Linked DNA regions of Homo sapiens: region 2 is linked to region 1. Evidence: chromatin loops called from intact Hi-C (ENCODE). Cell type or tissue: gastrocnemius medialis. All regions are shown on one strand. Each heading gives the region's core, and the rest is flanking DNA. Links, peaks and the distances in the headings are about the cores only.

What was found. Hi-C counts contacts between places; a loop is a spot of excess contacts. Peaks named below come from ENCODE experiments on the same cell type or tissue, not always from the same donor. Only the 100,000 strongest peaks of a DNase experiment are listed, where the experiment ranks them.
Region 2: it touches region 1 in a loop (8-fold over the local background); 10 of 110 quality-filtered maps call a loop at or near these places.

What each region holds. Positions count from the first base shown.
Region 1 is chr1:9,495,638-9,510,840 of GRCh38, forward strand. No RefSeq gene overlaps it. Among named protein-coding and RNA genes, the nearest start is that of SLC25A33, 36 kb to the right of the region's middle. In gastrocnemius medialis, for the core only: no CTCF peak of the experiment used is centred there; DNase peaks (open chromatin) are centred at 7,504 and 7,894; H3K4me3 peaks cover 2,154 bases; H3K27ac peaks cover 8,000 bases.
Region 2 is chr1:9,547,472-9,562,674 of GRCh38, forward strand. SLC25A33 (solute carrier family 25 member 33) reads left to right here. Exons shown (of 7, transcript NM_032315.3): 2 at 6,155-6,334. Among named protein-coding and RNA genes, the nearest start is that of SLC25A33, 16 kb to the left of the region's middle. RefSeq lists a silencer at 7,946-8,146. In gastrocnemius medialis, for the core only: no CTCF peak of the experiment used is centred there; DNase peaks (open chromatin) are centred at 7,770, 8,100 and 8,710; H3K4me3 peaks cover 848 bases; H3K27ac peaks cover 8,000 bases.

The DNA.
Region 1 (15,203 bases), core at 2,998-10,997:
GCACACAGCCTCCCCCGAAACCAAAATCCCCCAGGAGAGTGTGGTACCTCCATTACAGTCGACACGTCATTGTCACTAAAGTCAGAGCTGACACCGGAGCTCACTCCTGGTAGTGTTCATTCTACGGGCTTTGACAAATGTGAAATGCATTATGGCGTGCATCTACTATTGTAGCGGCATAAGAATAGTTAGACTGCCCGAAAAATCCCGTGTTCTTTGCCTGTTCACCCCTCCCTACCACCCCCAACCCCTGGCCACCACTGAACTATTTACTGTCTCCACAGTGTCGTCTTTTGCAGAATGTCACATAGCTGGAATCATGCAGCATGTAGGCTCTTCAGACTGGCCTCTTTCACTAGTGATACGCACTCAAGCTTCCTTCTGTCTTTTCTTGACTTGCTAGCTCATTTCTTTTCAGCACTAAGTAATATTCCACTGTCTGAAGTTCCACCGTTTTGGGGATCTTTGTGTTTTTTGTTTGTTTGTGAAACAGAGTCTCACTCCGTCACCCCGGCTGGAGTTCAGTGGCACAATCATGGCTTACTGCAACCTTGAACTCCTGGGCTGAAGCAATCCTCCTGCCTCAGCCACCCAAGTAGCTGGGACCACAGGCACACACCATCATGCCTGGCTAATTTAAAAAAAAAAAAATTTATAGAGATGATGTCGGCCCAGGCGCAGTGGCTCATGCCTGTAATCCCAGAACTTTGGGATGCCAAGGCGGGTGAATCACTTGATGTCAGGAGTTCAAGACCAGCCTGACCAACATAGTGAAACCCTGTCTCTACTAAATACAAAAAATTAGCTGGGTGTGGTGGCGCATGCCTGTAATCCCAGCTACTCAGGAGGCTGAAGCAGGAGAATTGCTTGAACCTGGGAGGCGGAGGTTGCAGTGAGCCGAGATTGCACCATTGCCCTCCAGCCTAGGCAACAAGAGCAAAAAATCCATCTCAAAAAAAGAGAGAGAGAGAGAGAGAGATGATGTCTCATTATGTTGCCCAGGCTGATCGCAAACTCCTGAGCTCAAGCGATCCTCCTGCCTCGGCCTCCTGAAGTGCTAGGATTATAGGAGTGAGCCACCGTGCCCAGCCCCAGCATGATATTTGTGGAAGGGAAAGGTGATCAAGATGACTGTGAACTAAACTGTGACATAGGGCTGGAGAGCTGATATACCCATCAGCCCAGACCGCCAAGGGGCATTGCCGGCCTTACCAGCTGGATGCAAACTGCTTCTGCTGGGCCTTATGGACAGGTATAAAGAGAAAGGCATTGGTCAGATCAACAGCTGCATGCAGTAGCAGGGACCAGAGATGTGTGAATTTTGGAGTCGCCACTTGGTTAAGTTTACAATAATCCACTATCAGTTTCCAAAGTCCATCTGTCTTCTGCACAGGCCAAATCGGAGAGTTGAATGGGGATGTGGTGGGGGTCACCACCCCCGCCTCCTCCAAGTCCTTGATGGTGGTGCTAATCTCGGCAGCCCCACCCCAGGGATGCAATGTTGCTTTTGATGTACTATTTTCCCAGGCAGAGGCAACGCTAATGGTTTCCATTTGGCCTTTCCCACCATAACAGCCCTCACCGCACAAGGTAGGGAACCAGTGTGGGGATTCTGCCAGGTGCTAAGTATGTCAACTTCGAACCTGGAACCAGAAAATAACCCCAGGATGGGTTCAGGGATCCACGGGAGCCACCACAAGTTGGACCTAAGCTAAAACTCCACTGAGCACCTGACATCTGTAAGGTGTCCCTATGTTGCCCAGGCTGGTCTCAAACTCTTGCGCCCAATGATCCTTCTGCCTCGGCCTCCCAAAGTGCTGGAATTGCAGGTGTGACCCACCACACCCAGGGACCACAGATTATTTATCTGTTCACCTACTGGAGGACATCTTGGTTACTTCCAAGTTTGGGTAATTAGGAGTAAAGCTGCCATAAACATCCATGTGCAGCTTTTTGTGTGGATGTAAGTTTTCAATTCATCAGCTGGATCGTATAGTAAGAGTATGTTTAGTCTTGTAAGAAACTACCAAACTGTCTTCCAAGGTGGCTGTGCCATTTTGCATTTCCACCGGCAATGAATGAGGGTTCCTGTTGGTCCACATCCCCACTGGCATTTGTGTTGTCAGTGTTGTGGACTTTGGCTATTCTTTTTTTTTTTTTTTTTTTTTTTTTTGAGATGGAGTCTCACTCTGTCACCTAGGCTGGAGTTCAGTGGCACAATCTCAGCTCACTGCAAGCTCTGCCTCCCGAGTTCAAGCAATTCTCCTGCCTCAGACTCCCGAGTAGCTGGGATTACAGGTGTGTGCCACCATGCCTGGCTAATATTTGTATTTTTAGTAGAGACGGGGTTTCGCCATGTTGGCCAGGCTGTTCTGATCCACACGCCTCAGCCTCCCAAAGTGCTGGGATTACAGGCGTGAGCCACCGCGCCCAGCGACTTCGGCCATTCTAATAGGTATGCAGTACTTTCCTTTTTGTTTTACTTTGCAGTTCTCTAATGACAAATGATATCGAACATCTTCTCATATCCTATTTGCCCTCTGCATATCTTCTTTGGTGAGGTGTTGGTCAGGCATTTGCTCCATTTTAAAATCAGGTTGCTCATTTTCTTATTGTTGAGTTATTTGTATATTTTGGTTTTTTGTTTGTTTTTTGTTGTTGTTGTTGTTTTGAGACAGTCTTGCTCTGTTACCCGGGCTGGAGTGCAGTGGCACAATCTCAGCTCACTGCAACTTCTACCTCCCAGGTTCAAGCAATTCTTGAGTCTCAACTTCCCAAGAAGCTGGAATTACAGGCATGCGCCATCACGCCTAGCTAAATTTTGTATTTTTAGTAGAGACAGGGTTTCACCATGTTGGCCAGCCTGTTCTCAAACTCCTCGCCTCGAGTGATACGTCCCCCTCGGCTTCCCAAAGTGTTGGAATTATAGGCGTGAGCCACCGTGCCGGCTTATTTGTATATTTTGAATAACAATCGTGTGTGTGTATGTTGGATTTTGTTTTTTGTTTTTTGAGACAGGGTCTCATTCTGTTGCCCAGGCTGGAGTGCAGTGGTGAAATCACAGCTTACTGCAGCCTCAACCTCCCTGACTCAAGCAATCTTCCCACCTCAGCTTCCCAAGTAGCTGGGACTAAAGGTGTGTGCCACCACACCCAGCTAATTTTAACACTGTTTGTAGACAGGGTCTCCCTATGTTGCCCAGGCTGGTCTTGAACTCCTGGGCTCTAGCGATCCTCCTGTCTTGGCCTCTCCCAAAGTGCTGAGATTACAGGAATGAACCACCACTCCCAGCCCAATCTTTTATCAGATATGTCTTTTGCAAATATTTTCTCCCAGGTTATGGCTTGTCTCTGCATTCTCTTGACAGTGACTTACACAGAGTACAAGTTTTTAATTTTAATGAAACTAGTCTATCAATTCTTGTTTTTATGGATCATGCCTTTGGTGTTACGTCTGAAAAGTCCTCACCATACACAAGGTCATCTAGATTATCTCTTATTTATCTTCTAGGAGTTTGATTGTCTTATGTTTTACATTTAGGTCTATGGCCCATTTTGAATTGACTTTTAGTGAAGGCTGTAAGGTCTGTATCTAGATTTTTTGTTGTTGTTGTTTTGTTTGGCATGTGGAAGTCCAGTTGTTCCAGCACCATTTCTATTTTTTTTTTTCCAGCACCATTTCTTGAAAAGACTATCCTGGCCAAGTGCAGTGGGTCATGCCTGTAATCCCAGCATTTTGGGAGGCCAAGGTGGGTGGATCACCCGAGGTCAGGAGTTCAAGACCAGCCTGACCAAAATGGAGAAACCTTGTCTCTACTAAAAATACAAAATTAGCCTGGTGTGGTGGCACACACCTGTAATCCCAGCTACCCTGGAGTCTGAGGCACAAGAATCGCTTGAACCCGGGAGGCGGAAGTTGCGGCTAGCCCAAATCACGCCATTGCACTCCAGCCTGGGCAACAAGAATGAGACTCCATCTCAAAAAAAAAAAAAGAAAGAAAAAAAAAAGACTATCTTTGCTCTATTGTATTGCTTTTGCTCTTTTGTCAAAGATCAGTTGACTCTACTTATGTGGGTCAATTTATGGGCTCTCTATTCCATTCCATTGATCTATTGATCTATTTTTCTATTCTCTCACCAATACTACAGTGCATTGATTACTGTAGCTTTAGAGTAAGTCTTTTTTTTTTTTTTTTTCCTGAGACAGAGTTTTGCTCTGTTGCCCAGGCTGCAGTGAGGTGGCACCATCTCAGCTCATTGTAACTTCTGCCTCCTGGGTTCAAGCAATTCTCCTGCCTCAGCCTCCCGAGTAGCTGGGATTACAGGCACCCACCACCACGCCTGGCTAATTTTTGTAATTTTAGTGGAGATGGGGTTTCACCATGTTGGCCAACTGGTCTCAAACTCCTGACCTCAAGTCATCTGCCCACCTCGGCCTCCCAAATTGCTGGGATCACAGGCATGAGCCACCATGCCTGGCCAAGAGTAGGTCTTGAAGTAGTGCAGTCCTTCGACTGTGTTCTCCTTCATTGAGTTGGCTATTCCGGGTCTTTTGCTTCTCCAGAAACACTTTAGAATTGTTTTGTTGATATCCACAAAGTTAAATGCTGAGAATCTATATATAAAGTTGGGAAGAACTGACTGACTGGGCTCAGTTCACAATATTGAGTCTCCTATCCATGAACATGGATTATTTCTCTATTTATTTAGTTGTTCTTTGATTCCTTTCATCAGAGCTTTATCATTTTCCTCTGATCTTGTACATATTTTGTGAGATTTATACCTAGGCATTTCTTTTTTTGAGACAGATTCTCTCCCTGTCACCCAGGCTGCAGTGCCATGGCGTGAACTAGGCTCACCACAACTTCTGCCTCCTGGGTTCAAGTGATTCTTGTGCCTCAGCCTCCCAAGTAGCTGGGACTACAGACACACATACCACACCCAGCTAATTTTTGTATTTTTAGTAGAGATGGTGTTTCACCATGTTGGCCAGGCTGGTCTCAAACTCCTGACCTCAAGTGATCCACCTGCCTCAGTTTCCCAAACTCTGGGATTACAGGTGTGAACCACTGTGCCTGGCCTTAATTCTGAGGGATGCTAATGTAAATGGTAATATGTTTTTACTTTCAAATTCCACTTTATTGCTGGCATTAGGAAAGTAATTGACTTTTGTATATTAACCTTTATCCTGGAACCTTTCATCATTAGCCTTCTCCCGGGACTGGCATCTCACCCTTTAGATTAGAACCCCATGACAGCAGGCAGTGGCACTGGGACGTCTGGAGGCCTGGACAGGGCTGCCTTGTATAGGTGCGCAGGGTGTACACACTGCACACTGAAGAGACAGCCATTCACATCACCTACATACTGGACATTGTAGATTTGTATGTTTTTGGTGTCAATTTCCTAGCAGTCAAGGGTCTTGAGGAAGAGATACTGTTTTCTAATTCTCACAGAGGAGGCTCTGATCCCGCGATGGCCCTGGTCAAGGCTGGAGTGAACCGGCTGCCTCACGTGCTGGGCGATACTGAGGACACTAGGTTGTGAGTCAAGACAAGGGAAAGGGCTGGGAGGAAGAGCGTGGGTTCAGATGCAACTGCTGGCCTGCGGTTCTCTCTGTACTGTACTTTCTGCCTCTGATGTTGCCCACTGGGCCAGAAGCAACCAGCTACTGATTAACAGAGTCCTCCGGGCAGCTGTGTGTGGCTTTTTCCGATGAACCAAGTGCGAAAACTTTTTCAAAGTCGAATGTGGGTCAAGAGGCATCAGGCAGAGAGGTTAAGAATAAGGCTGGTAGAGTGTGACAAGCCATGGGTCTAGTCCCAGCTGTCCATGACCTTGGACAAGTTATCTGATTTCTCAGCGTCTTTGTCTGTAGGTAGAGTAGGTAGCAAGGGTACCTACCCTACAGCCTGTTGTAAGGAAGAGACACGATTTTGCATGTAAATCACTTAGCATGGTAAACCTTGATAGCAGAAACGATTAAAAAATAAAACAGCAAAGGGAGGGTGACACCAGCACCCCCAGGACTGACTCAGCATTTGGGCCCAGGGGCTCTGATACATTTAGACCCAGAGAAAATGTTTCAACTCCTTTATAAAATCAGGAGGAAATGTCCAGGCACAGTAGCTCACTCCTGTAATCCCAGCATTTTGGGAGGCTGAGATGGGCAGATCACTTGAGGTCAGGAGTTTGAGACCAGCCTGGCCAACACAGCAAAACCCCCTCTCTTTAGCCAGGCATGGTGGTGCATGCCTGTAATCCCAGCTACTTGGGAGGCTGAGGCAGGAGAATTGCTTGAATCCGGGAGGCAGAGGTTGCAGTGAGCCGAGATTGCGCCATTGCACTCTAGCTTGGGCAACAAGAGTGGAACTCCGTCTCAAAAAAATAAATAAATAAATAAAATTTAAAAACACAAAAATAAAATAAAATAATTAATAGTAAACAGGTGTGGGTCTCTACTAAAAATACAAAATTATCCGGGCATGGTGGCACACACCTGTAATCCCAGCTACTCGGGAGGCTGACGCAGGAGAATCACTTGAACCCGGGAGGTGGAGGTTGCAGTGAGCCGAGATGGCGCCACTGCACTCCAGCCTGGGTGACAGGGGGAGACACCCTCTCAAAAAAAATAAAAATAAATAAAAAATAAAATCAGGAGGAAAATATGAATATAATAATAAATATATATGAATAAATATATAAATATATAATAAATATATATGAATATAATCATAAATACATATCATAACGACTCCAGTTTGGATTTTATCTGTAAAATCGTATGTGGCTATAAAATATAATTTTAAAAAAATTTTAATGGAGAAGGTACTCACAAAAGAAAAAGTACCCAGGGCCTGTGAAAAGCACAGCACAGCCCTAAGTCCTATAAAATATGTTTTTGAAGCCTTTTCTCCAGGGACTTCAGTCTACTTTGCAAATAAAAATGAAACTCCCGCTGGGCACAGTGGCTCATGCCTGTAATACCAGCACTGTGGGAGACTGAGGCAGGAGGATCATTTGAGTTCAGGAGTTCAAGACCAGCCTTGGCAACATGGTGAAACCCCCATGTCTACCAACAAAAACAAAAATTAGCCAGGCATGGTGGCACATGCCTGTAGTCCCACCTACTTCGGGGCTGAGGCAAGTGGGTCGCTTTACCCTGGGAGATGGATATTGCAGTGAGCTATGATCGTGCCACTGCACTCCAGCCTGGGTGACAAAGTGAGACCCTGTCTCATAAAAAAAAAAAAAAAGAAGAAGAAAAGGAAAGAAAGAAGAAAAAGAAGAAAAAAGAGAGAAAGAAGAAAGAAAGAAAGAAAGAAGGGAGGGAGGGAGGGAGGGAGGGAAGGAAGGAAGGAAGGAAGGAAGGAAGGAAGGAAGGAAGGAAGGAAGGAAGGAGGGAGGGAAGGAAGAAAGAAAGAAAGAAAAGTTTCGATATGTCCATCTCTGAGAAAGGACACCATCGGGGCAAATTTTAGGGAGATGCTCTTGGGAGCACCGCCCCCTCCAACCCAGAGCTCCACTGTTTCCTTCCCACGGTCAAGGCATTTGTCCAGAGGAAAGGTGGAAGAAAAACCTCACCTTTGAGCTTTTGAGGTCTCGAATGTGTTTGGTGACCAAGTATTGATCCAGTGATTTGATTCTGGGATTCCGTCCATGCTCAGACGTAGATTCTTATTGGAAAAAAAGAAAAAGAAAGAAAAAACTTGGCACCGGTGACCCAAACAAGCCAGTCTGATCCAGGCACACTGGAGGCAGCCAGGGCTTATAAATAACCACGCTGGCCAGGCCCGGAGGAGCCTGGGCCGTACAGTCTGTCCCATGAGGGGCCGGCGGCTCCTGGGCCCTAGTTTCACCTCATGGCATCAGCCGGGCTGTTATTTCACTCCAAGAAGAGGAGGGAACACAGGGTGGTGGCTCAGGTGACTCCCGGGTGCCTGTTTTTCATTTGTTCTGGCCGGACAGGCGGATGAGCTCCCCAGCTGGCATTGGAAAGGTCACGGGGCTAAAGATCACTTGCCTTGAATGAGCATTCCTCAGAGCCCTGCACCCCAGGACCCACACCTATTTATTATTAATGTTTTTATTTTATGTATTTTTTTAATTTTATTATTTTTTATTTATTTTTTTGAGATGGAGTTCCACTCTTGTTGCCCAGGCTGGAGTGCAGTGGCACAATCTTAGCTCACCGCAACCTCCACCTCCCAGATTCAAGCAATTCTCCTGCCTCAGCCTCCCAAGTAGCTGGGATTACAGGCATGAACCACCACACCTGGCTAATTTTGCATTTTTAGTAGAGCCAGGGTTTCTCCATGTTGGTCAGGCTGGTCTCGAACTCCCGATCTCAGGTGATCCACCTGCCTCGGGCTTCCAAAGTGCTGGAATTACAGGTGTGAGCCACCGCACCCAGCCTATTTTTTTATTTTTAAGACAAAGTCTCACTCTGTCCCCCAGGCTGGAGTGCAGTGGTGCAATCTCCACTCACTGCAACCTATGTCTCCCATGTTTGAGCGATTCTTCTGCCTCAGCCTCCCTAGTAGCTGGGATTACAGGTGTGCACCACCACAACCAGCTAATTTTTTGTGTGTATTTTTAGAAGAGATGGGGTTTCACTATGTTGTCCAGGCTGGTCTCAAACTCCTGACCTAAAATTCACTCTTGAGATTTTTTCATTCACTCAAATGATCGACCCACCTCGGGCTCCCAAAGTGCCGGGATTACAGGCATGAGCCACTGCACCTGGCCAAATTTTTTATTATTTAAACAACCACTGCTGCTTTCTTCTGGGGTTCCAGGGTGAGGCATGAGGGGTGCAAGTGGACAGCCTGGGGGGAGAAGCACCACCGTCCTTAGAGGCTGTGGCTGTGGGCAGGGCCAGGCTGGGTCCTCCCCATCACAGGGGTCTCAGTGAGCCCACCACACCCCGGGCCCTGTTTGTCGCATGGTCCCTTCCGAAGCAGCCCTGTTTGTGCACTGCCAAGCCTTCAACATCCACCATCGCTCCTGTTTCCATGCCCCCATATCAAGCCATGGGCCAACATTTTCTTTCCATTCACACTCAATGCCACACCTGTACCAGGAGGGGCCGGGTCTCCAGGATGACTTCCAGTGCTGACCTCTCAATCGCCACCAAGCATCTCTCTCCCATCCAGGGTACTTACTGTAGGGATCTGCGGGGGCAGGAAGAGGAGCTGCAAGAGAAGTCCTTCCAGGCTGGGCCCGGGGCTCACGCCTATAATCCCAGCACTTTGGGAGACCAACGTGGGCAGATCGCCTGAGGTCAGGAGTGCGAGACCAGCTTGGCCAACAAGGTGAAACGCCATCTCTATTAAAAATACAAAAATTAGCCAGGTGTGGTGGCACATGCCTGCAATCCCAGCTACTCAGGAGGCTGAGGCAGAAGAATCTCTTGAACTGGGAGGTGGAGGTTGCAGTGAGCCGAGATGGCAGCACTGCATTCCAGCCTGGGCAACAGAGTGAGACTCCATCTCAATTAAAAAAAAAAAAAAAAAAAAAAAAAAAAAAGGTCTTTCCAGGCAGGGCCACGAGAGTCTTTCAGCATCATTTCCAGGCCTTGCCACTGAAGGCTTGAACGTAACCCTTTAATCCTCCCGCAGCCTCTCAGGCCCCCCTGGAGTGCGAGTCAGTGCACAGAATTGAAGATCTCAGGGACAGGGCCTGGCCGGTGGCTATACATGTTACATTCTCTGTGCTCCTGTATCAGGTGGCCAAGAGCAAGAGCCCAGGAGGGAGCCACAGCAGGCCCCACCTGCTCACACAGCAGGGCCCCACCAGCCACCTCTGCGGCCAGGACACTCACCCAGTCTGAGCCGCTCTCCTGCACTGGCAAAACCGGAATATAGCAGCACCTACCTTACAGATTATTCCAAGGATTAGACAGTGTAAATAGATAAAAGGCTTAACCTACATAGTCCCCAGCCTGTGGTAAACGCTGCTTTATTTGACAATACATTATTGATGAGGTGCTGAGACCCAGAAGAACTGTATTAATTTCCTGTGGCTACTGTAACAAATGGCCATAAACTGGGTGGCTTAACACAACAGAAATTGAGTCTCTCACAGTTTCAGAGGCCAGAAGTTCAAATCAAGGTGTTGGCAGGGCCACACTGTCTCCGAAGGCTCTGGGGCAGCACCCTTCCCTGCTTCTTCCAGCTTTGGGAGGCTCCAGGTGTGACTTCACCTGTGGCTGCGTCACCCAACCTCTGCCTCTGTCTTCCCAGGGCCGTCTCCTCTGCATCTGTGTCTCCCCTTCTGTTTTTTATAAGGACACCAGTCATTGGAATTAGGGTCCAACCAGGCATCCAGAATGATCTCAACTAGAGGTTCTTTTTCTTTTTGCTTTTTCCTTTGAGACAGGGTTTCACTCTGTCACCCAGGCTGGAGTGCAATAGTGTGATCTCGGCTCACTGCAACCTCCGCCTCCCGAGTTCAAGCAATTCTTCTGCATCAGCCTCCCATGTAGCTGAGATTACAGGCACACACCACCACGCCTGGCTAATTTTTTGTATTTTTAGTAGGGACGGGGTTTCGCCATGTTGGCCAGGCTAATCTCGAACTCCTGACCTCAGGTGATCCGCCCACCTCGGCCTCCCAGAGTTCTGTGATTACAGGCGTGAGCCACCCCGCCCGGCCTCATCTAGACGTTCTTAATCACATCTGCACAGACGCTTTTTTCAAATACGGTCACAATCGCAGGTTCTGGATGGACATATATTTGGGGCGCCACCGTTCAACCCACTATAGTGCCTAATGCCCAGGTGAGTTCCTAGTGAAAGAGAAGCTAAACCCATTTCCTTCCACACCCATGGGAGGCACACGGGGACAGCAAGGTCAAGAAGGGCAGCACGTGTCCACGGTGGCCACTGACACTGAGAGCTTGTCCGTGAGGCTGTAAGTCCTGCAGGTCTGCATGCTGGACCTTGAAGGAGAGCAAATTCTCTGTAATTGCTCTGAAAACCCACCTGGACTAACGGTGTCCCCCTGGAACGGGCTCCTCTGATGCATGTGACAGTCCCTCTCGATTCACTTCTGAAACTGGTTTCTGCCAGGTGCAGTGGCTCACACCTGTAATCCCAGCACTTTGGGAGGCCGCGGGTGGATCACCAGAGATCAGGAGGTCGAGACCTGCCTGGCTAACATGGTGAAACCCCATCTTTACTAAAAATACAAAAATTAGCATGATGGGGGGTGCCTGTAATCCCAGCTACTCAGGAGGCTGAGGCAGGAGAATCACTTGAACCCGGGAGGCAGAGGTTGTGGTGAGCCGAGATCACGCCATTGCACTCCAGCCTCGGCAACAGAGCGAAACTCCATCTCAAAAAAAAAAAAGAGAAAATAAACTGATTTCCTTGGGTGCTTTACTACTGTTTCCTAACTGCAGCTGCAATCGCATCTACATTCAATCTGGCATCAGAAACTGGCCTCCCTCCAAGGCAGGACAACAGCCCCACAGACCAGGTTAAAATTCTGTCGCTTGCAAAACTGTCCCAGGTTCCAATCTTGCTTTAGTATCTTAGAGGGGAAAGAGATGACAATTAAAGGCTGAAACAAGTGTGACTAGCTCTCCTTTGTGCATGGCCTCTTTTTTTTTTTTTTTTTTTTTTTTAAGATGGAGTCTTGCTGTGTCGCCCAGGCTGGATGCAGTGGTGAGATCTCGGCTCACTGCAGCCTCCATCTCCTGGATTCAAGCGATTCTCCTGACTCAGCCTCCCCAGTAGCTGGGACTACAGGCGTGTGCAACTGCACCCAACTAATTTTTGTATTTTTAGTAGAGATGGGGTTTCATCCTGTTGACCAGGCTGGTCTCAAACTCCTGATCTCAAGTGATCCACCTGTCCCAGCCTCCCAAAGTGCTGGGATTACAGGCGTGAGCCACCCCGTCCGGCCTGCCTGTTCCCTTTCATTCCTGCTCAGTTTCCATCACCCCACAGCCTGGTTCCATGTGGTATCCAGACTTTGAACATGCACCCTTGGAATAAGCCTCTTCAGCTGGTCCTGTGTTGGCCTGAAGCTGCTTGACCCAAGTTGGAGTTTTCACAAAAGTGACTCTATAACTCTGAATCACCCTGAGAATTCACACAGTGACACCTCCCGTTGATGTGTATTATGAATCTAAATAAATACTGTCTCAAAGCGATCAGTAAGGGTTTTGTTGTGATTAGGTTTTTGGTAACAGCTTTATTAAGCTATCATTCACATACCATACAACTCATACATTTAAAGTGTACAGCTGGGTTGGGTGCAGTGGCTCACACCTGTAATGCCAGCACTTTGGGAGGTCGAGAAAGGCAGATTGCGTGAGCTCAGGAGTTCGAAACCAGCCTGGGCAACCTGGTGAAACCCTGTCTCTACAAAAAATACAAAAATTGGCTGTGCATGGTGATGCACGCCTGCAGTCCCAGCTACTCAGGAGGCTGAAATGAGAGGATGACTTGAGCCCGGGAGGCAGAGGTTGCAGTGAGCTGAGATTGCACCACTACACTCCAGCCTAAGGGACAGAGCCAGGCCATGCCACAAAAGAAAAAAGTGGACAAATTGTATGATTTTTAGTAGACTCACAGAGTTGTGCAACTATCACCACAATCAATTTTGGAAGATTTTCATCACTCTAAAAGAAGCCATATCCCTTAGCTGTTACTCTCAATTCTCCCTTCCCCAGCTCCTGACAACCCTAAACTTTCTGTCTCTGTGAATTTGCCTTCTCTGCAAATCTCTTTTTTTGAGATGGAGTCTCACTCTGTCTCCCAGGCTGGAGTGCAGTGGCATGATCTCGGATCACTGCAACCTCTGCCTCTCGGGTTCAAGCAATTCTCTTGCCTCAGCCTCCCAAGTAGCTGGGATTACAGGCGCCCGCCACTATGCCCAGCTAATTTTTGTATTTTTAATAGAGACAAGGTTTTACCATGTTGGCCAGACTGGTCTCAAACTCCTGACCTGAAGTGATCTGCTCGCCTTGACCTCCCAAAGTGCTGGGATTATAGTTGTGAGCCACTGCGCCCGACTCTGCAAATCTCTTATAAATGGAATTACACACTACGTGATCTTTATCCTCTGGCTTCTTTCACTTGCTTTTTTTTTTTTTTTTTTTTTTTTTTGAGATGGAGTCTTGCTCTGTTGCCCAGGCTGGAGTGCAGTGGCGCAATCTCGGCTCACGGCAAGCTGCGCCTCCTGGGTTCACGCCATTCTCCTGCCTCAGCCTCCGGAGTAGCTGGGACTACAGGAACCCGCCACCACGCCCAGCTAATTTTTTTTGTATTTTTAGTAGAGACGGGATATCACTATGTTAGCCAGGATGGTCTTGATCTCCTGACCTCGTGATCCGCCTGCCTCAGCCTCCCAAAGTGCTGGAATTACAGGCATGAGCCACCGCGCCTGGCCTACCATGATGTTTTCAAGGTTCATTCATTTCATAGCATGTATCAGTACTTCATCCCTTTTTATATGTATATTCCATTGTGTGGTAATATACTATGTTTCATTTTTCCATTCATCAATAGATGGACATTAGCATTGTTATGTTGTTTGGTGTGATGGTTAATAATGAGTGTCAAATTGATTGGATTTGGATGCAAAAGTATTGTTCCTGGGTGCGTCTGTGAGGGTGTTGCCAAAGGAGATTAACATTTGAGTCAGTGGACTGGGAGAGGCAGACCCACCCTCAATCTGGGTGAGCACCATCTAATCAGCTGTCAGAGCAGCCAGAATAAAGCAGCCAGAAGAAGGTGGAAGGACTAGACTTGCTGAGTCTTCTGCCTTCATCTTTCTCCCGTGCTGGATGCTTCCTGCCCTCAAATATCAGACTTCAAGTTCTTCAGCTTTTGGGATCTTGGACTTACACCAGTGGTTTGCCAGGGGCTCCCAGGCCTTCGGTCACACATTGAAGGCTGCACTGTTGGTTTCCCTACTTTTGAGGTTTGGGGACTCAAACCGGCTTCCTCACTCCTCAGCTTGCAGACGGCCTATTGTGGGAGTTCACCTTGTGATCGTGTGAGTCAATACTCCTTAATAAACTCCCCCATATATATATATATATCTATCCTGTTAGTCCTGTCCCTCTAGAGAACCCTAATACATTTGGCTGTTATGAAAAATGCGGTGGGAGTATTTGTGTAAGCAAGTTTTTAAACTATTGCTTTTTGGCTGGGCACCATGGCTCACACCTGTAATCCCAGCACTCTGAGAGGCTCAGGCAGGTGGATTACCTGAGGTCAGGTTCGAGACCGGCCTGGCCAATATGGCGAAACCCCGTCTCTATGAAAAATACAAAAATTAGCTGGGCGTGATGGCACGCGCCTGTAATTCCAGCTACTCGGGAGGCTGAAGCATGAGAATCCCTTGAACCTGGGAGGCAGAGGTTGCAGTGAGCCAAGATCGAACCACTGCACTCCAGCCTGGATGACAGAGCAAGATACCATCTCAAAAAAAAAAAAAAAAAATTATTGCTTTTCTTTTGGATTCACCAGCCAGATAATGTACAAATGTCCTTAAGAGAACCACAGGCACCGTCTTCTCTACAACACAAGGAGAACTTGGGTTCTAAACTCCTGCAGGTGCTTCACGCAGGGGCAAACCCAGCTTAAGCTGCAGGGACTCCAGCAATGGGCCTCTCCTGGTCAAATGTTTTTGCCAAACTTGCAAAGGGGAAGTGGTTAAATATGAACCCTTTCCATTTTGACCTCCCACTGTGCGTTGCCCCTCCCGTCAGGGATCATTACAATGGATGCAGGTGTTTGGAATCTGATGAGAAGGTGGGCTAAGTTTGGTGGTGAATATCTATGCGGTTTGTCGTCAAGTCTGTGTATGTAAAATTCTTATAGAAAAGGCTTCTGTAGCCAGGTGAGGTAGTGCAGGCCTGTAGTCTTAGCTACTCAAGAAGCTGAGGCAGGAAGATTGCTTGAGGCCAGAGTTCAAGGCTACAGTGAGCTATGATCACACCACTGCACTCCAACCTGGGCAACAGAGCAAGACCCTGTCTTTGAAAAAAAAAAAAAATGTCTGGGCATGGTGGCTCATGCCTGTAATCTCAGCACTTTGGGAGGCCAAGGCGAGAGGATCGCTTGAGCCCAGGAGTTCAAGACCAGCCTGGGCAACATAATGAGACTGCATCTCTACAAAGACATTTCAAAAATTAGCCAGGCATGGTAGCATGAACCTCTAGTCCCAGCTACTCAAGAAGCTGAA
Region 2 (15,203 bases), core at 4,507-12,506, 53 kb after region 1:
AGGGATCTTGTTAAGACAGAGGAAGAGAGGGATGGATGCTGGGGAGGCAACCAGCAGTGCCACCAGTCCATTTTACGGTCTTCAAATAGTGCCCATTTTATTGGTCTAGAATAGGGTTTCTCAACTTTGGTTGGATGATTATTTGTCTGTGAGGGATGGGCTGTCTTGTGCATTGTAGGATATTTAGCAGCATCCCAGGCCTCTACCCACTAGATATGAGTAACCCCCCTCCCCCATTTCAAAACCCAAAATGTCTTGAGATTTTATTACTGGGGTGGGGACAAAATTGCCCCAATTGAGAACTACTGGTTTAGAATAGTGGCCTTCAAACTTTTTTTTTTTTTTAAGTTTTTGTGGGTTTCTTGTTTGTTTTGTTTTGATTTTGTTTTTGTTTTTGTTTTTGTTTTTCCCTTCCTGTCACCCACGCTGGAGTGCAGGGGTATGATCACTGCTCACTGCAGCCTTGACCTGCCAGGCTCAAGCGATCCTCCCACCTCAGCCTCCGGGGTAGCTGGGTGGCTGAGACTAGAGTAGCTGGGACTACAGGTGCGCACCACCACGCCTGGCTAATTTCTGTAGTTTTTGTAGAGATGGGTTTTCACCATGTTGCCCAAGCTGGTCTCAGAACTCCTGAGCTCAAGCAATCTGCCTGCCTTGGCCTCCCAAAGTGCTGGGATTACAGGTTTGAGTCTGTGCCCAGCCATGGCCTTCAAACTTTAATCATACACTGCTATGATTAACATGTTTGTGCATATCTTATGTATAATTATATTACCCTGTTACTTTTATACAGACTATAAGACCTATACACAAAATAGAAATTAAATGGGCTGGGCGCGGTGGCTCACGCCTATAATCCCAGCACTTTGGGAGGCCCAGGCGGGCGCATCTCCTGAGGTCAGAAGTTCAAGACCAGCCTGGCCAACATGGTGAAACCCTGTCTCTACTAAAAATACAAAAATTATCTAGGTAGGGTGGCACACGCCTGTAATCCCAGGAACTCATGAGGGTGAGGCATGAGAATCACTTGAACCTGGGAGGCAGAGGTTGCAGTGAGCCGAGATCACGCTGCTGCACTCCAGCCTGGGTGACAGAGTGAGACTCTGTCTCAACAACAAAAAGCAAACAAACAAAATAGAAATTAAATGGTGGAGGTTATAAATAGAATGTTATTTCTTTCTGTATGCCAGTAGGTCATGGTGCACATCTCTTAGAGTATGTATCCCAGTTTGGAGATTCCTTGTCTAAAATACTGCTTGCCAGTCAGATTAGTCCATTTTCCAACTATGTGAGGCTAACGCTGTGTCAGCATGTAACTGGCGGTTGAATATGACTTTTCCTACTGTCTGAGCACTGGCTACTGGAGCCCTCAGATGAACCAAGAGGATCCTAGTCTAAGACTTAGGTGGAAGAACCTGCCCTGCTGCCATTGACCAGACTGTCTATGAGAGAAGAACGGGTTGTGGGTGTCAACATTGGGGTGTGTGGGCAGAGAGGATTTTACTATTATTGTCCCCAACTCTGTCCCCGGCCCCTAGTAGGTCTGGGCTACAGATTGAGAGAGCTTGTAAGGCAGGGAGACTGGTAGCTTGCTCTGCGGCCAGATGCCTCCTACAAGTGAGAGGCTGGTGCATTGGCCCAAGCCAGCAGGATGAGAAGGGACTGGGTGGTATGCTTGGGAAGGACACTCAGTGACTCCCACTTTGAGCCAATCTTGTTAACTCCTAGCGGTCCCATTGGCTTGATGTCAAGGAGCATGGGGACCAGAGGAAGGAAAGGCACCTAGTTCTGCCTGCAAGCTCCCCAGGGCAAGCAAGGCAGAAAAGAGATGTGGGGATGAACTGCTGGTGGGATCAATGGGGGGGATGAACTGTTGGTGGGATCAATGGGGGGGATGAACTGATGGTGGGATCAATGGGGGAGATGAACTGATGGTGGGATCAATGGGGGGGGATGAACTGATGGTGGGATCAATGCGGGGGATGAACTGCTGATGGGATCAATGGCGGGGAGGAACTGATGGTGGGATCAACGGGGGGGATGAACTGATGGTGGGATCAATGGGAGTTCCCAGTGTTGGGGCTCATAGTAGGTTGAATGCCATCTACAATGAAAAAACATTCACCAAGGCCTCCAGTACATCACAAACCTTTTTTTTTTTTTTTTTGATACAGAGTCTTGCTCTGTCGCTCAGGCTGGAGTGCAGTTATGCGAGATCGGCTCACTGTAACCTCCGCCTCCCAGATTCAAGGGATTCTCCTGCCTCAGCCTCCTGAGTACCTGGGATTACAGGCACCCGCCACCACACCCAGCTAATTTTTGTATTTTTAGTGGAGACAGGGTTTCAGCACGTTGGTCAGGCTGGTCTCTAGAACTCCTTACCTCAAGTAATCTGCCCACCTCAGCCTCCCAGAGTGCTGGGATTACAGGTGTGAGCCGCCACGCCCAACATATATATATATATATTTCTATATATGTATCTTTATATATATATTTCTATATATGTATATATATTTTTTCTATACATATATATATATATATTTTTTTTTTTTTTTTTTTTTTTTTTTGAGACGGGGTCTCACCCAGGCTGAAGTACAGTAGTGTCATCTCACCTCACTGCAGCCTTGACCTCCTTGGGTTCAGGTGATCCTCCTAAGTAGCTGGGACTACAGGTGTACACCACCATGCCTGACTAATTTGTTTTTGTTTTTGTAGAGACAGGACTCCAGCCTGGGTAACAGAGGAAGACCTTCTCTCTTTAAAAAAAAAAAAAAAAGTGAGTGTGGCCTGCCACCTTGAAAGAGGTCACTGATTCGCTGTTACTAGGGCATTTGCTTTTTTGGACGAACACACCATCCTTTGATCAGTGGCATAGACTTGGATGACAGTTGGCCAAAGTAATGAGTGCAGTTTACTTAGGGACAAAGCAAAGGTGGTTGACCTGTATGGTATTTGAACTTACTGGCTTTCTGATGAAAGGATTTACCCAGAAGCTCTTTTTCAATGATTTGGAGTTACGTTATCGAACACAAATAGATTTCAGATATTTCTTTATTTTACTACGTAGCTGGTAAGTTTCTCAGTATCTTTAAATGTTATACTTTTTAGGCATGTGGTTATTATGACAGGTAGGAGTATTTTGTATGAATAGACATGGGTTAGAAAGTTTTTACGTCTATCATTTTTATTTTTATTAATTAATTAATTAATTAATTATTGAGACTGAGTCTTGGCTTTGTCACCCAGGCTGGAGGGCAGTGGTGTGATCTCAGCCCACTGCAACCTCTGCCTCCTGGTCTTAAGCCATCCTCCCACGTCAGCCTCTCGAGTATCGGGACTACAGGCGCACATCACCACACCCAGCTAATTTTTTAATGTGTATTCTTGGTAGAGACAGGGTTTTGACCTGTTGGCCAGGCTGGTCTCCAACTCCTGAGCTCAAGTGGTCCACCCATCTCGGCCTCCTAAAGTGCTAGGATTACAGGCATGAGCTGTCACACCTGGCCACTTCTATCTTTTTAAAAATATTCCTTATTATAGCCTATTTTCTTTAGATATATTCTAGTGCTTGGAGCAAATTACACAAACCAGTATTAAGCTAGGCCCACAACTTGATTAAAAATAAAAATAGGCCAGGTGCGTGGCTCACGCCTGTAATCCCAGCACTTTGGGAGGCCAAGGCAGGTGGATCACTTGAGGTCAGGAGTTGAAGACCAGCCTGGCCAACATAGTGAAAGCCCATCTCTACTAAAAATACAAAAAAATACAGCTGGGACCTGTAGTCCCAACTACTCAGGAGGCTGAGGCATGACAATTGCTTGAATCCAGGAGGCAGAGGTTGCAGTGAACTGAAATCGCACCACTGCACTCCCAGCCTGGGTGACAGAGTGAAACTGTCCCCCAAAAATCAATAGGTAAATAAATAAAATAAAATAATCCCTCATGGGGATTTTACTTCATTCGTTACTTTCAGAGTGTGCGTTAGGTACTAGGTTTGCTTCTAGATTTCCAACATTTGCCTCTAGTGGAGTAGGGAAGCTGCATAAACATTCTATATGTCCAGGCCTGTTTTTCCTTCCTGTCGTTGCCTTTCCCAGGCGGAGATGCTGGTGCTCTATCATTTTTATTGACCCACCTATTTTATGCCAGGTGCCTGCTACGCTCTAGTTGCAAGAATGTACAAACAGCTTTTCTCCAAGGAGCTCCCAGTCTAATGAGAAAGACTTTTTTTTTTCAAATACTTAGAAACCTTGGAAGACATTTTCGTTGAAATCTCAATTGAATAATTCCTTTGCTTAGTAAACACTGTTTAGGAACTTGTTGAGCCCTGATGCCAGGGATGGAAAGATAAGTAAGGCCCCAGGTCTGAATCTTGAGGAACTCATCAGATTATAGAGCGATGTTTTCCAGAGTGAGGCCTGTGTCATTGGTAGGCATGGGTGAGGATGTGTCTATGGCCCTTGACATTGTTAATTATAACTAGCCCATCGAACATGTTATTTCATTGGTAGAATTGTTTAAGAGATGATGGAAGTAGGTATTTTAGGATAAATAAGTGAGTTGCCTTGAAGAAAAATATTTAAATAGTAATTCAGGTAATATCTCGATATGAATATAAGGGTAATACTCAAATGATTGGCTTAGGGGAACCCTGATCCAGAGAGACAGTGTGAGTAATGAAAACACAGGATTAACTGATTAGTTGTGAATGAGGGAAACACAAGGACTTCATTGTTGAAGGTGATTAATCAGATTTTTTTTTTTAAGACAGTCTTGCTCTGTCACCCAGGCTGGAGTGCAGTGACACAATCTTGGCTCACTGCAACCTCTGCCTCCTGCATTCAAGCTATTCTCCTGCCTCAGCCTCCCCAGTAGCTGGAATTACAGGCATTACAGGCATGTGCCACTACACCTGGCTAATTTTTGTATTTTTTTTTTTTAGTAGAGATTGGGTTTCACCCTGTTGGCCAGGCTGGTCTCGAACTCCTGGCCTCAAGTAATCCACCTGCCTCAGCCTCCCAGAGTGGTAGTATTACAAGTGTGAGCCACAGTGCCTGGCCGAAAGTAATTAATCAAATTTTAAGAAGGGTCTGTATTGGAGTAAATATTGATTTTCAAAATAGTATCTTCACCTGAATGAACTATTTTGTTTGAATGTGCAGAAATACTTTTCTAGAGTATTCATTGCAGCATGGTAGTGAAATTGGAAATTACATGAATGTCCAACAGTAGGAAATTGGTTAATATCTTATCAATCGATAAGGCAGAGATAGTATGAAGCCATTGGAAATGATGAAGCAGGTGCATAATTTGCCATAAAAGGGCACTCAGAATACCTAGATACTGGGAAGGGGTTAGGTGAAAATGCCAAGAATGGAAAGCCCCAAAGGATGTGCTAACGTGGGAATAGTAGTTACCCTTTAGCTCTGGGATTTCAACTTTTTTTTTTTTTTTTTTTTTTTTTGAGATGGAGTCTTGCTCTGTTGCCCAGGCTGGAGTGCAATGGCAAGATCTCCGCTCACTGCAACCTCTGCCTCAGCCTCCTGAGTAGCTGGGATTACAGGCATGCACCACCATGCCCGGCTAATTTTTGTATTTTTAGTAGAGATGGGGTTTTGCCTTGTTGGCCTGGCTGGTCTCGAACTCCTGACCTCAGGTGATCCACCTGCCTCGGCCTCCCAAAGTGCTGAGGTTCAACTAATTTTATTAACCTTTATTGTGTTCTAGTTTTGTTTTTTTTTTTTTTTTTTTTTTTTGGGTTTTTTTTTTGTTTGAGACGGAGTCTTGCTCTGTCACTCAGGCTGGAGTGCAGTGGCACAATCGGCTCACTGCAGCCTCTGCCTCCTGGGTTCACGCCATTCTCCTGCCTCAGCCTCCCGAGTAGCTGGGACTACAGGCGCCTGCCACCACGCCCAGCTAATTTTTTTCTTTTTTTGTATTTTTAGTAGAGACAGGGTTTCACTGTGTTAGCCAGGATGGTCTCGATCTGCTGACCTCGTGATCCACCCACCTCAGCCTCCCAAAGTGCTGGGATTACAGGCGTGAGCCACCGCGCCCGGCACGTTCTAGTTTTAAAGAGAGAAAAGCTAAGCTTAGCATTCCATTGTGTAGGGAATAGTATAGCTTCTCTGATCTGCTTTGGTTTCCCTTACAGGTGTGGAGGCACAGTTGGTGCTATTTTCACTTGTCCACTAGAAGTCATTAAGACACGGTTGCAGTCTTCAAGATTAGCTCTCCGGACAGTCTACTATCCTCAGGTTCATCTGGGGACCATTAGTGGAGCTGGAATGGTGAGACCAACATCCGTGACACCTGGACTCTTTCAGGTTCTGAAGTAAGTTCAGTCTTGTCTGCTCCTGCCACCTGCACACCCTGTACCGCCACTGTCAACAGAGAATGTTCATCAAGCTTATCAAATGTGATGTTCTGTTTGCATAGCCTTGGTCCTAACTTAAGAATTAGATTTCTTTACCAATACCTTTGAGCTCTGACCTTGCTCCCCTGGCAGCGGGGGGTCCCAGTGTACATGTGACCATCATCCAGGGCAGTTAAAGTAAACCTAGCAAAGCAAACCAAAAATCCACGTGTAAATTGTTGCATCACATCATTGCTCTTGCTCAAAGCTTTTGAGGGAAATGAAGATAAGAGGTGATAGAGTAAAATTTTAAAAATTGCACAACAGAAGAGTTGTGAATATTTTATTTTATTTTATTTATTTACTTTTTTTGAGACAGAAGAATCTCGCTCTGTCACCCAAGCTGGAGTGCAATGGTGCGATCTTGGCTCGCTGCAGGTGATCTGCCCACCTTGGCCTCCCAAAGTGCTGGTATTACAGGCGTGAGCCACCGCTCCCAGCCGTGAATATTTTTAAAAGAAACAAAATGTTTGTTTGTTTGTTTGTTTTTGAGCTGGAGTTTTGCTCTCGTTGCCCAAACTGGAGTGCAATGGCACAATCTCAGCTCACCGCAACCTCTGCCTCCTGGATTCAAGCGATTCTCCTGCCTCAGCCTCCTGAGTAGCTGGGATTACAGACATGCGCCACCATGCCCGGCTAATTTTGTATTTTTCATAGAGATGGAGTTTCTCCATGTTGGCCAGGCTGGTCCCAAACTCCCAACCTCAGGTGATCCGCCTGCCTCAGCCTCCCAAAGTGCTGGGATTACAGGCGTGAGCCACCACACCAGCTTTTTTTTTGCTTTTTATTGGGAAATATTTTTAAATGTGTAGAAAAGTTATGTTTAATAAAATGGGCTTTAAAATTTGTTTTATACCTGAGCTACCTGCCCATTTTATTATTTTTACTGTAGAAAAAATAATTCATTTGCTTATAAAGTAGCCAAATATTCTTAAGTCAAATTTGGCTTATCAGTCTATGCATAAGGTAAAATCAAATTCAGAAGAGAACTGATTGAATATCTGATTTTTAGCTCAGGACCTTGTACTTTGAGATGCTCTATAATTAATAGTTGAATTTAACTGAGCATGATATTCAAATCTTTGAAACTGATTCTTGGGCAAGAGTATGTTCAAGAAAGACATTCATCAAGAAAGCTATCAGTGTAGAGATTTATTTGGGAAATGTTAGAAAAAGAAGTAATAAAATGGAGATGCTCTGTTTTAAAAACAACGCATTTAGCACTTTTTTTTTTTTTTTTTTTTTTTTTGAGATGGAGTCTCACTCTGTCGCCCAGGCTGGAGTGCAGTGGTGCGATCTCCACTTACTGCAAGCTCCGCCTCCTGGGTTCACGCCATTCTCCTGCCTCAGCCTCCTGAGTAGCTGGGACTGCAGGTGCCCGCCATCACACCCAGCTAATTTTTTTGTATTTTTAGTAGAGACGGGGTTTCACCATGTTAGCCAGGATGGTCTCGATTTCCTGACCTCGTGATCCGCCCACCTTGACCTCCCAAAGTGTTGGGATTACAGGCGTGAGCCACCGCACCCAGCCACATTTAGCACTTTTAGGCACAATTTAGATAAGGCAGGATGAGTTGGAGAGTGCTTAGTTTATTTTTAGGTATGTTTTATTTGTAAAACCCAACTATGAGTCACTGGGGCATTCATGCCAAATGTGTGCAAAGGTACATCTGAGCTTACTGAGCGAAACTGAACAGCAAGACCAGATGCCAGGGACAAGTGAGAGCATCAGAAGCCCAGCGAGGGAACAGGGAGATTGGTGTCCAAGACTCCAGGAGAAATTGGGGTTTTTGTTTGTTTGTTTGTTTTCTTTTTTGAGACAGATTCTCACTCTGTCACCCAAGCTGGAGTGCAGTGGTACGATCTCTGCTCACTGAGACCTCTGCCTCCTCGGTTCAAGCGATTCTTCTGCCTCAGCTTCCCGAGTAGCTGGGATCACAGGCATGCACCACGATGCCTGGCTAATTTTTGTATTTTTGGTAGAGACAGAGTTTTACCATGTTGGCCAGGCTGGCCTTGAACTCCTGACCTCAGGAGATCTGCCTGCCTTGGCCTCCCGAAGTACTGGGATTATGGGCATGAGCCACTGTGTCTGGGTGAGAATCAGGTTTTTAAATTAAATGCTAAGAAAAGGAGTGGAGACACTGGGCAGGAAAGTTGGGGGTGGGTACAGGAGGGACAGAAGCACAGAGATGTGGAGGGACACTTTGCTCTCAGGACAGATCCGAGTCCATGGCCCCCATCAAGATGGGACTGTGAGAACACTCCTCCTGCTTTGCCTTTTCACATGCTTAGGCGGTGCCAGTGTCCCGGGTGACACCTTTCTTCTAAGGAACATGCAGTGCTTTGGACATAAGGAAACTGAAGACAGGTAATGTTACTTCAGTAACATTCAAAATGAATTTCCTCTTGCCAAATAATCATGACTAGTGAATTTGGATTTACTGTAACTGGGGAACTGTTACCCAAAAGTGTGGGTGTCAATAGGGCCAACCTGGAAGGTAAATGGGAATGTTTCTCCATTTTAGGTTTTACAGGATATGTGGGTTGAGTGTCCCTTATCTGAAATGCTTGGGACCAGAAGCAATGCAGATTTCGGATTTTGGAATATTTGCTTCATCATACCAGTTCAGCATCCCCAGTCCAGAAATACAAAATGCTCCAATGGGCATTTCTTTCAGCATCATGTTGTCACTCAAAAAGTTTCTGATTTTAGAACATTTTGGATTCTTATGGCTTTCTAATCTCCAGTAAATCCAGCCCCCCCCATAAGAGATTGTGTGTGTGTCTGTGTCTGTGTGTGTGTGTGTGTGTCTGTGTGTGTGTCTGTGTGTCTGTGTGTATCTGTTCCCTCCCCTCAATTAGGGCAATTGTTTAGTAAAATTTAAATCAAAGGAAAAAGGCCACTCCATGTTTTAATACAGGAACAACTTCCACACCACACAAAAGACAAACTATTTTCATTACAGTCCCACCGGCTTCATTGGTTAATACAGCCACAGCTACACAATAATGAGCCATCACTTATATATGAATACTTTAATTAATTAATTAATTTTGGGTTTTTTTGAGACAGAGTTTCACTCTTGTTGCCCAGGCTGGAGTGCAATGGCGTGATCTCGGCACAACCTCCGCCTCCCAGGTTCAAGCGATTCTCCTTCCTCAGCCTCCCAAGTAGCTGGGATTACAGGAATGTGCTACCACGCCCGGCTAATTTTGTATTTTTATTAGAGACAGGGATTCTCCATGTTGGTCAGGCGGGTCTCAAACTCCCAACCTCAGGTGATCTGCCCGCCTTGGCCTCCCAAAGTGCTGGGATTACAGGCGTGAGCCACTGTGCTCGGCATGAATACTTTTAAATCAGTTTATTTTATTGACATCAAAATATAAACAATGGCGTTAGTAAGTAAAATTTTAGTTATAATGTTTTGTCAGAAAGGTGTTTGTAAAGTGGCACTTTTCACCCAAGAGCTATTTTATTTAAGCTTTATTTCCTCAGCTTTATTATATATTTTTAAAATTCTGGGCTGGGCACGGTGGCTCATGCCTGTATTCCTAGCACTTTGAAGGGCCAATGCAAATGGATTGCTTGAGCTGAGCCCAGGAGTTTGAGACCAGCCTGGGCAATGTGGCGAAATCCCATCTCTACAAAAAATACAAAAAATTAGCCGGGCATGTTGGCGTGCACCTATAATCCCAGCTACTCAGGAGGCTGAACTTAGGAGTTGAATATAACTGAGCATGATATTCAGATCTCTCAAACGGATTCTTGGGCAAGAGTGTGTTCAAGACACATTTATCAGGAAAGCTACTTATCATTGTAAAAATGTATTTGGGAAATGTTAGAAAAAGACGTAATAAAATGCAGGTGCTCTATTGCAAAAACCACACATTTAGCACTTTTAGGCACAATTTACGTAAGACAGGATGTCCTTGAGCCCAGGAGATCAAGGCTGCAGTGAGCTGTGATTGTGCCACTGTACTCCAGCCTGGGCAATGGAATAAGACCCTGTGTCAAAAAAAAGAAAGATTCTCTCACACAACTATTTAATAACTTTCAAGTAAAGGACTACTTTTAAAAAATTGTGGGTACATAGTAGGTGTATACACTTACGAAGAAAACTCCTTTTACGTGGTAGTATTTCATTGATTTTGCACAACCTTAGCAGATGAGTACTCAGGCGTGACGTTACCTCTATTTTAGAGAAGAGGACATGCAGGTTAAGGGCTAAGTGACATGCCCAAAGTCATGTTCAATGTATATCCACCTTGCTTCTAAGAAAGACTTGAAGCCGCTAAAGTAAAGTAAGAAATGAACAAGCCCCAGACACAAGGCTGAGCCTCTGCTGCTTCTCCGCGAAGGCAGCAGCAGTTCCCAGCTCAGAGACTCCTAGGACTGCACCCTTCTGCCTCCGTGGCTATTGCTTCTGTTTCCTTTGCTGTGCTGCAGCCTTACAACCTCTGGCTGTTGGAGGGTCCAGGGCCCAGACCCTGGCCTTCTCTAGCTACTGCCACTCCTGTGGGCGCACTTAGTTTCATGGCTGTAAATACCATCTGTAAGCTGGCAGCCTTTCTGCTCTGAGCCTCACACGCTCCATCCGGCTGCCTGTTTGACAGCTTGGATGTTTATTAGCCATCCAAGAGTAACATGAGCAAAACAGAACTCCACAAAACCTACTGCTCCCAGAGTCTTCCCTGTCTCTGTTAGAGGCAGCTCCATCTTTCCAGCTACACAGATCTCAAGCTTCATAGTCATCCTTGGATCTTATTTCTCAGCCCTGCAGCAAATCCTATCAAGTCTACCTTCAAAATAAATACAGAATCTTACCCCTTCTCACTACTTCCTCCACCACTGTCCTGATGGAAGCCACCGTATCTCACCTATATTGGTGCATTCACTTCCTGACTGCTCTGGCTTGAAAGCTTGCTGCCCTCTACCCTCAGTCTGATCTCAGCAGAGCACCCAGAGAACCCTCTGCTCAGATCCTCTGCTCAGAGTTGCTGTCTCCCTCTGGGTAAGAGCTACAGCTATCCCTGTGGCCTACTAGGTTCTACACGATTCTCACCCTTCCCATTACTTCTGACTTTTCATCTCCTATTTTCCCCTTTGCCTCTCCAGCCTCCTTTTTGTTCCTTTAAAAGGCCAGGAACATTTCCCACCGCAGGGTGTTTGCAGTAGACATTGTCTGCACGGCTGACGTCCGCTGTCATCACCTTGCAGGAAGACCCTATAGTGACCATGCTATTTAAAAGCAAACTCTCCGCAACACTCCAGCCCGCCTTCCTGCTTTATATTTTTATCCGTAGCACTTACGTCCATCAACATACAGTGTAGTTTACTTATTTCTATTCTTTTCTCCCTCTTCACCACCCCCTCCAATGGGACTTCTTTGGAGGTAGTGACTTTGGTTTCTTTTAATTACTGAAATCGTCCCCAAGCATCGAGAATGTTGCCTGTCACATAGCAAGCATTCCATACAAATTGAATGCATGAGTTTTGGCATGTCAGGAAGATATTGCATATAAAGGGCTTAACACCCTCCCTCCGTGTAAATAATAAAAGCTGCTGTCATTATAATAGCTACTCTCTGCTTTTAAACACAAGGTTTTGTTTTTTTTTAACCTTAAAGTCTTTTATCTCTTAATAGAGGCAAAAAAAAAAGGTGGGGGGGAATATCCTATTACATAATTCTCATGTGAAGAAAGCATACTCTTCGGGGGAAATTTGTATCTTTTCCTGTTAATAAGTTCTAAAGGCAGAGTCTGTAACTCAGGACTTACATAAAAACAATATACCAACTTAGGAAGCTTTAGGGGGGCTTAACAGAGGGTGGCTCCTTTTCAGGCTGCTACCATGTGGGTTGAAGCCACCATCCTCTCTCACCTGGATTATTGTACAGCTTTCTGTTTCTTCATTAACCATCCCTAAGCTAACGGCGGTGACGATGGTTTACAGAGAGGGTCTTTATCTAGTAAGTGATCAAACAAGAACAAGGGTACAGGCTTTTGTCTTATCTACAAAGCCCGTGTTAGTTTCCTGTTGACATTTTTGGAAGACACTTTGTTATTCAAAAACCATACAAGGCTGGGCGCAGTGGCTCACCCTTGTAATCCCAGCACTTTGGGAGGCCAAGGCAGGTGGATCACCTTAGGTCAGGAGTTAGAGACCAACCTGGCCAACATGGCGAAACCTCGTCTCTACTAAAAATACAAAAACCAGCCGGACATGGCAGCACGTGCCTGTAATCCCAGCTTCTCGGGAGGGTGAGGCAAGAGAATCACTTGAACCTGGGAGGCGGAGGTTGCAGTGAGCCGAGATCACGCCACTGCCTTCCAGCCTGGGCAGCAGAGCGAGACTCCATCTCAAAAAAAAAAAAAAGAGAAAAGAAAAAAAACCCATGCAAATAACATGGTCATTCGTTTAAAAGTTGTCTGCTTGTGGCCGAGGCGGGCGGATCACGAGGTCAGGAGATAGAGACTATCCTGGCTAACACGGTGAAACCCTATCTCTACTAAAAATACAAAAAATTAGCCAGGTGTGGCGGTGGGCGCCTGTAATCCCGGCTACTCGGGAGGTTGAGGCAGGAGAATGGCATGAACCCCGGAGGCGGAGGTTGCAGTGAGCCGAGATCGTGCCACTGCACTCCTGTCTGGGTAACAGAGCAAGACTCCATCTCAAAAAAAAAGTTGTCTGCTTATTAATAGTCTTACTCATTTGGGGAATACTACTTTAAAAGACTTGTCAGAGAACAGAATTTGTTTATAGAAAGTTTATTTTCAAAATTCAGAGAAAAAAATATTCTCTATTCTGTTAAAGAAAAGTATTCTGTTAAAGAAAAAAATTCTCTATTGAAGAACCTATCTCGAACCTATCTTTTTTTTTTTAATAGTTACTTAAAAAGCAAAAAGGCAATATGTTAACAGATTCAGGTATCTGCTATTAAATGTGCCAGAGTAATAAATAGTATATGTATTTCAGGTATTTGCTTTTAAAAAAAATAAAAATCTTCTGGCTTAATATTTTCCAGCAAAGTTCTTACTATTTAAACTGCTGAGACACATTCTTTTTTTTTTTTTTTTTGAGGCAGAGTCTTGCTCTGTCGCCCAGGCTGGAGTGCAGTGGCACCATCTCTGCTCACTGCAACCTCTGTCTCCCGGATTCAAGCGATTCTCCTGCCTCAGCCTCCTGAGTAGCTGGGACCCGTCACCACGCCCGGCTAATTTTTTTTGTATTTTTAGTAGAGACGGGGTTTCAGCGGTATTAGCCAGGATGGACTCCATCTCCTGGCCTTGTGATCCGCCCGCTTCGGCCTCCCAAAGTGCTGGGATTACAGGCGTGAGCCACCGCGCGCAGCCCTCTTTTTGTTTTTTCAAGTGCCTTTTTCATTGAAAAGTAACGTGTTAGTGATCTCCTATCTTATCTTTTAGGAACCACAGTGTTCAGATGAGACATTTGTCTTGGATTAGTCTGTGCTATGCATATTATGATATAAAACAGTGAAGAGAATAAAATGCTCCAAACAAGACCCTGATTTTTTTTTTCCATTTTTTTCCTAAATGAAAGTTTGTGACTGTGGGAAAATGAGTCTGGATCCTTCTGGGCTTGATTTTGCAGCTGAAATGTACCATTTATAGTAGGATCTTAATTGTTCCAGAAAAGTTTTGTAAACATCAAGCTAGGTTAGAAGTTTGGATTATGTAACAGATTTGGCTTTTTGCCAACTGTTATTATGTGTAACTATGGAGACCGCCTTTCTTAAGTTCTTAACAGGCCTGAGTCACTTGAGGACACGAGTTCCCTACTGCATTATGGATGAGCGGCTTCAAGCTTCCTGGAGCCAGAGATTCCCTTAATTGTGTTTAAATGACTCCTGAAGCTGAACAGGGTACATTAATGGGGACCACAGAGAGGATCTAAACTTTACACAATTTCTTGATACACTTAGCGTTTGAAAATCTTGATTATGTGCTATATTATAAAGTATAGGCCACTTCAGGGTGTTACTTGAGAGAGGTTTTAGTTCAGACAGCTCGATCGTTTAAAAGAGCAATACTGCTTGAACCCTTAAAAGAGCAATACTGTTTGAACCCGGGAGGTGGAGGTTGCAGTGAGCCGAGATCATGCCACTGCACTCGCCTGGCGACAGAGCAAGACTCCGTCTCAAAAAAAAAAAAAAAGGGGCAATATTCGTGTTTCACGCCTGCAATCCCAGCACTTTGGGAGGCTGAGGTGGGCGGATCACCTGAAGTCAGGAGTTCAAGACCAGCCTGGCCAACATGGTGAAACCCCATCTCTACTAAAAATACAAAAATTAGCCAGGTATGGTGGTGTACACCTGTAATCCCAGCTATCCAGGAGGCTGAGGAAGGAGAATCACTTGAGCCTGGGAGGCGGAGGCTGCAGTGAGCCGAGATGCAGCCACTGCACTCCAGCCTGGCTGACAGAGCAAGACTCCATCTCAAAAAAAAAAAAAAAAAAATTAGCAGGACGTGGTGGCTGTTGTCTATAATCTCATCTACTCAGGAGGCTGAGGCAGCAGAATTGCTTGAACCCAGGAGGCAGAGGTTGTATGGGATCACTTAAAAGGGCCTGGGCTTAACACCTGTCAGTAAGGAAAATGATTTGATTAGAAAATAAGACTACTGTCTCTGCATAATATTTTTATGTAATTGAATTATATAAATGGGCCAGGCACAGTGGCTCATGCCTGTAATCTCAACACTTTGGGAGGCCGAGGTGGGCAGATCACTTGAGGTAGGGAGTTCGAAACCAACCTGACCAACATGG